2 separate regions of the Homo sapiens genome follow, and region 1 is linked to region 2. A link is an interaction called in ENCODE POLR2A ChIA-PET data of the cell type or tissue named here. Cell type or tissue: A673. All regions are shown on one strand. Links, peaks and the distances in the headings refer to the core of each region. The heading gives the core; the rest is flanking DNA.

Region 1 (2,906 bases), core at 146-2,645, 180 kb after region 2:
ACAGAAAGGGGAATGGGAAGGGAGGAAGTGTGGTTTTAAGACGGCAACATAAGGGACCTCTTCATGTTATAACTGTTCAGAATCTGGATTGAGGTGGTGGATACTCACATGTGGGTGATGAAATTGTATAAAACTCAACACACACACACATACAGGTACAAATAAAACAGGAAATCTGAATAAGGTTGTTGGATTGTATCAGCGTCAATATCCTGGTTGTGATATTTTACTGTAGTTTTGCAAAATGTCATCAATGGGGGAAACTGGGCAAGTATACAAGGGATCTCTCTGTATTGTTTCTTATAACTGCATGTGAATCTACAATGATCTTAATAAAAAGTTTAATTCAAAAAAAGACTTGAGGCCGGTGCGGTGGTTCAGGCCTGTAATCCCAGCACTTTGGGAGGCCAAGGTGGGCAGATCACTTAAAGTCAAGAGTTTGAGATCAGCCTGGCCAACATGGTGAAACCCTGTCTTTACTAAAAATAAAAAAATTAGCCTGGCCTGGTGGTGCACACTTGTAATCCCAGCTACTCAGGAGGCTGAGGCAGAATTGCTTGAACATGGGAGGCAGAGGTGGCATGATCCCTCAGTGAGCTGAGATCACGCCACTGCACTCCAGCCTGGGCGACAGAGCAAGGCTCCATCTCAAAAACAAAACAAAACAAAACAAAATAAAACAAAACAAAACAAAAAACCAAACACAAAAGACTTGAAAGGTCTCCTGCCCTCAAAGGGCTTGTACTCTCAACTGTGTTTCCGGTTTCTTTCTTCTGCCTGTTTCTCTTATCTAGCTGAATGCCATCGATGCACAACAAATGACTGTCCTGATTTTCTTCCGGGAAGACATTGCTAAATGATTGGTGAAGGACCATATATTCAGGTTACTCCTCTTCCTGATTTCCCCAATCCCAGTCTCTTCAACTTTGGCATTTTATTTTTTTAAAGGAGAATTGGGAGGTGGGAAGCTCTTAGAACCTTCAGGATAACCCTGTTTCTTGTTTGTGTTTGACCTGTTCATGTGTATGATAGAGAAATAGAGAGGCAGAGTATGAAATTTTTGTGTTTTTTGGAGGGTGGGTGGCTGAAAGAGAAGAGGCCAGAGATTTTCTCTTGTGTAATCCCACATTGCCAGGCTCCCAGCTGACCAGCTTCCATCTCACTGTAGGTGTTGAAGAGACCATGGAACCACTGTGGGTCTCTCTCTCTCTCTCTCTCTCTCTCTCTCCTTTCCAGTAGTGGAAAGAGGAAAGGTGCCCAGAACCCTCACATCCTGGAATCTGCTCCATGAGTAACCTCTCTAGGGAAACAGCAGCCCAGCTGTTTCCTGGACCGGTAACTTCTCTCCCCAGCCCCCCTCACCTATAGTCCCCAACTGACTGTTTTCTGAAACCACCTCCCAGAGACTGTGCTGACTGAGGGAGGCCCTGGAGGGAGAGGAAGATCTTGCAGCCTTGTCCTGGGACTTCAGCCAATCTCCCCTGCCTCCCCCACTGTGTCCCTGCCCCCAACCCCAGCCAAGCTTAGAGCAGCCGGCTCTGTCCCCAGCAGCTGTACACAGCAGGGGTGGGGGACAGTCACACTCCCTCACTCCTAGGCTGCAGCTGAGGGGCTGTGAATAAAAAGCTTGGCTTCCTCAGGGGTCTGGTTGACATCCAGCCTGTATCCACCACCTAATCCCATCCTTTGCTTGGGTTTTCTCAACGTATCCATGTCCTGGCCATGCCCAGTGGCAGGTCTGGAGGCTCCTGCTGGCAGAAGGAAATGGTTCCTGTCTCCAGGTGGGGCCGGGCACCCCTCAAGAGGGTTGGGAAGGCAAGAAGTAGAAGCAGCTGCTTCCTTTTTTGTCCTTCCCAGATACCCATGATGAGGGGGCACCAGGGACTTGGGTTTCCCAGCTTAGCTGAGAAACTATTTCCTTTCATTAAAGAGGCATGTAATTAGCTGGGGGAAATGGGAGGACCCTGGAGAGTGAACACATCCTTTGGTGCATTGACAAGAGAGGGGCTCCAGAGTGATGAGAAGCCCCTGTTTCAGCCCCCCACCCTCCCAAACACACAAAAATTCCACACTCTGCCTCTCTGTTTCTCTATCATACACATGAACAGGCCAAACACAAACAAGAAACACTAGGTGTGCCCTAGGGTACATAGAATTCCAAAAATCTTGCTGCATTAGGAGCACTGTGCGGCAGGAGGCAGGCAGATGCAAGCCCAGCCCCAGCTGTAAGTCCTAGTTGTGCGTTCCTAGAGGTGCTGTGCCTCCTCGTGATCCTTTTCTTCCTGCTTCTAGTCCAGGTCTGGGTTGCCAGATGGACTGCAGTGGTCAAGGTGAAAAAGCAGAGGTTTCCTGGGGCTCCTTAAGCTAGGCAGGGCAAGTGGGGCCAAGGGTTGGGCTTCTTCTCTTGAAGGCAGCTTTGTCCCTCGCTCTTTGATAAGACCTATAGAATGAAAAACTCAAGACCAAATCACTAGAAAAAAAATTGTAGGAAACACTTAGATCAGTGTTGTCAATTGAGGCAATTTTATTCCCCAGTGGACATGTGGCAGTGTCTGAACACTTTTCTTTTTATTTTTTTTAATAACAACTAGAAGGCTGGGCGTGGTGGCTCACGGCTGTAATCCCAGCACTTTGGGAGGCTGAGGTGGGCAGATCACAAGGTCAGGAGTTCGAGACCAGCCTGGCCAACATGGTGAAACCCATCTCTATTAAAATTACAAAAATTAGCAGCGCGTGATGGCGCACGCCTGTAATCTCAGCTACTTGGGAGGCTGAGGAAGCAGAATTGCTTGAAACCGGGAGGTGGAGGTTTCAGTGAGCCGAGATCCTGCCACTGCACTCCAGCCTGGGAAAAAGAGTGAAACTCTATCTCAAAAAAACAAAACAAAGCAAAACAAAACAAAACA
Region 2 (2,906 bases), core at 117-2,616:
CAGTGGGTGGAGACCTGGACTGGTTGCCTTGTTCTTTTCAACTGCTCTTCTCACACTTCCCATCTCAGGACCCGGCTGCCCAGTCCCTCATGATCATGAACAAGATGAAGAACTTTAAGCGCCGTTTCTCCCTGTCAGTGCCCCGCACTGAGACCATTGAAGAATCCTTGGCTGAATTCACGGAGCAATTCAACCAGCTCCACAACCGGCGGAATGAGAGTGAGGGGTCTGGGCCCACCCAGCACCTCTCCCACCTACCAGACACTCCCCAGTCACCTTCCCCTCCCCGCCCACCCCCTCCCCACTGGCCTTAGGGGAGGAGCACAGCGCTGGGGGAGGGGGGCTACCCTTCTCTCCCTCAGGACAGAGAGGCAGGGAGGGGAGCTGACGCCTGTCCCTCTTAGACTTGCAGCTCGGTCCTCTTGGCAGAGACCCCCCGCAGGAGTGCAGCACCTTCTCCCCAACAGACAGCGGGGAGGAGCCGGGGCAGCTCTCCCCTGGCGTGCAGTTCCAGCGGCGGCAGAACCAGCGCCGCTTCTCCATGGAGGTAAGGGCCTCTGGAGCTCTGCCCCGGCAGGTGGCAGGATGCACGCACAAGGGTGTGCACAGGAGGGCAGCTGCCTTACAGCCAGACTTTGTGAGTTCAAATTCCACCTCTGCCATTCATTAGCTCTGTGACTTTGAGCAAGTTACTCAACCTCTGTGCACCATGGTCTCCTTGTCTTTAAAATGGTCATCATGGATTAAATGGGTTTATCTATGCCAAGTGCTTAGAACATTCCTGAATTTAGCAAGGGCTAGACAATTTGACTATTTGATCCACACACATATGCCCAAGTATATGAAAAAATATACTTACAGAATCGGTGCCTGTAAGGGCATGAGACTGATGTTGCACAGATGGTGATACTGTGGCCCAGAGAGGCAGAGAGTGACCTGGCTGTGCTAAGGTCACACAGCAGCCCCGGGTGTTCACGTGTATGTCTTGAGCACACACTGGGAGCAGCTGTGAGCCTGGGGTCACAGCCTGTGATTGGGCTCTGAATGGTTGTTCTGCAGGGAACGCTAGGTCCAGAGTGAAAGTCTGGAGCCCCACAGCCCTAGCTACCCTGAAACCAACAGTGGTGTCCCCATCTCATCCCTGTCACCACAGGACGTCAGCAAGAGGCTCTCTCTGCCCATGGATATCCGCCTGCCCCAGGAATTCCTACAGAAGCTACAGATGGAGAGCCCAGATCTGCCCAAGCCGCTCAGCCGCATGTCCCGCCGGGCCTCCCTGGTGAGTCCCAAGAGGGTCAGAGGACACAAGGTGGGGTGATATGCCCTCCCCAGCATGGGCATATCAGTCCCAGCTGAGGCCTAGATGGGATTTCGAGGAAGATTCCTGGGCCTCTGGTGCCACCTGCTGGCTTGAGTGCATTCAACTAGCTCGTCCTCCTACATCAACATCCATTTCCTAGATGGGTCTCACTTGGGCTGGAATGGGACTCTAAGCCCACAGTGGGTCCCACGGTCTCCACATGGTTAAGATCAATAGGCCAGCTGGCATGTGCCTTCCAGTCCTAACTGCCTATCAGAGCTGTTTGGGACATCTTACAAAACACAGACTCTACCTCCAGACACCTATAGAATCAGCCTCTCCGGCTAGGGGGTCCAGGAATCCGTCTTGTTAAGGGTTGGATACACCTGAGCTAGAAGTGCGCTGATGAGAGACACAGTCAGAGAGGTGGATTCTGAACTGGACACTCAAGGTACAATGGGAAAAAAGGCAGCACTCACTCTGGAGGAGCTCGTGGTCTCAGTCGGAGACACAGGTAGTCAAGATGTGCAACAATCCCAGGTGCCACAGCTCTGGGCTCTACACTCTTGGCTGTCCTGGGAGGAAGAAACTCACACTTTCACGAGCTCTGTCCTTTATCACAGGGATAAAGGGAAAAGGAGCCCCTTCCACCATGGAGTCTCATCCCTTCCCTCCCAGAGGCTGGAGTTGGGGGAGGCGTCATGTCTGTGGAGCTGCTAAGGGCTTCAAGCTCACGGCATTCTATGTCTCTCCCTCTCAGTCAGACATTGGCTTTGGGAAACTGGAAACATACGTGAAACTGGACAAACTGGGAGAGGTAAGACGCTGGGTTTGGTCTTCTCCGAATAGCCAGGCAGGATGGCTTGGAGGAGGGGCAGACCTCCCTAGTCGGCCCTCTCTGGTCGGCCCTCTCTGGTTGGCCCTCTCCTGGCCCCTGCCCCATAGAGGTGCACAGTCTTGGCTGTGCGCTCTGGCCCAGGCTTTGGCAGGGATTGAAGTGAGCTCAGATCCTGAAGGAGGGCGTGAGGATAGAGTAGCCATGGCCCTGGGCAGAATCCAGTCTTTTTTTTTTCTGCAAGTCCTTCTTGCCTGGGTTCAAAACCTAGCTCCACCATTTACTAGCTCTGTGACCTTTGGCAAGTTACATGACCTCTCTGTGTGCCTCAGTTTCTTCCTCTGTCCAATGAGACAGTAATTGTCCTATCACATAGGGTTATTGTGAGGATTGGGCAGGTTACTGTAATCAGCTTATGTACGGCACACAGACAATGCCTGGCACATAGGAAGTGCTGTGTCACTTAGCTATTTTTGTTGTCACTGTGCAGAGGCCTGGGGTGGGTGAAGGTTTATAGAGAGAGGGAACACACAGCCCTTTCCCTCCAGGAGCCCAAAGAGGTGACCTCTGTGTAAACATCAGCATCGTATAAGGAAGAAAAAACCTGGTGTTATCATAGACGGGCACGCGGCGTGCTGGGGCTTAGAGGAAGGACGGATTCACTCCGACTGGGGAGTCATTAGGGATGCTTCCTGGAGGAAGTAGGCTTTGGAGGAAACAGCATGTCAGTAAAGGGAGGAAGGGCACTCAGGCCCCAGTCGTAGCCCAGGC

The links. ChIA-PET counts read pairs that join two places held together with the same protein. Peaks named below come from ENCODE experiments on the same cell type or tissue, not always from the same donor. Only the 100,000 strongest peaks of a DNase experiment are listed, where the experiment ranks them.
Region 1: POLR2A ChIA-PET joins it to region 2 with 7 read pairs; 4 of 35 experiments call an interaction of 5 or more read pairs at or near these places.

The regions. Positions count from the first base shown.
Region 1 is chr1:205,699,772-205,702,677 of GRCh38, forward strand. No RefSeq gene overlaps it. Among named protein-coding and RNA genes, the nearest start is that of SLC45A3, 21 kb to the left of the region's middle. RefSeq lists enhancers at 1,116-1,617, 1,618-2,117. In A673, for the core only: no CTCF peak of the experiment used is centred there; DNase peaks (open chromatin) are centred at 1,530 and 1,870; H3K4me3 peaks cover 443 bases; H3K27ac peaks cover 2,009 bases.
Region 2 is chr1:205,523,079-205,525,984 of GRCh38, forward strand. CDK18 (cyclin dependent kinase 18) reads left to right here. Exons shown (of 16, transcript NM_212502.3): 2 at 69-219; 3 at 405-547; 4 at 1,154-1,279; 5 at 2,061-2,117. The coding sequence starts at 90. Among named protein-coding and RNA genes, the nearest start is that of CDK18, 20 kb to the left of the region's middle. In A673, for the core only: a CTCF peak has its summit at 1,410 (motif pointing left); a DNase peak (open chromatin) is centred at 1,393.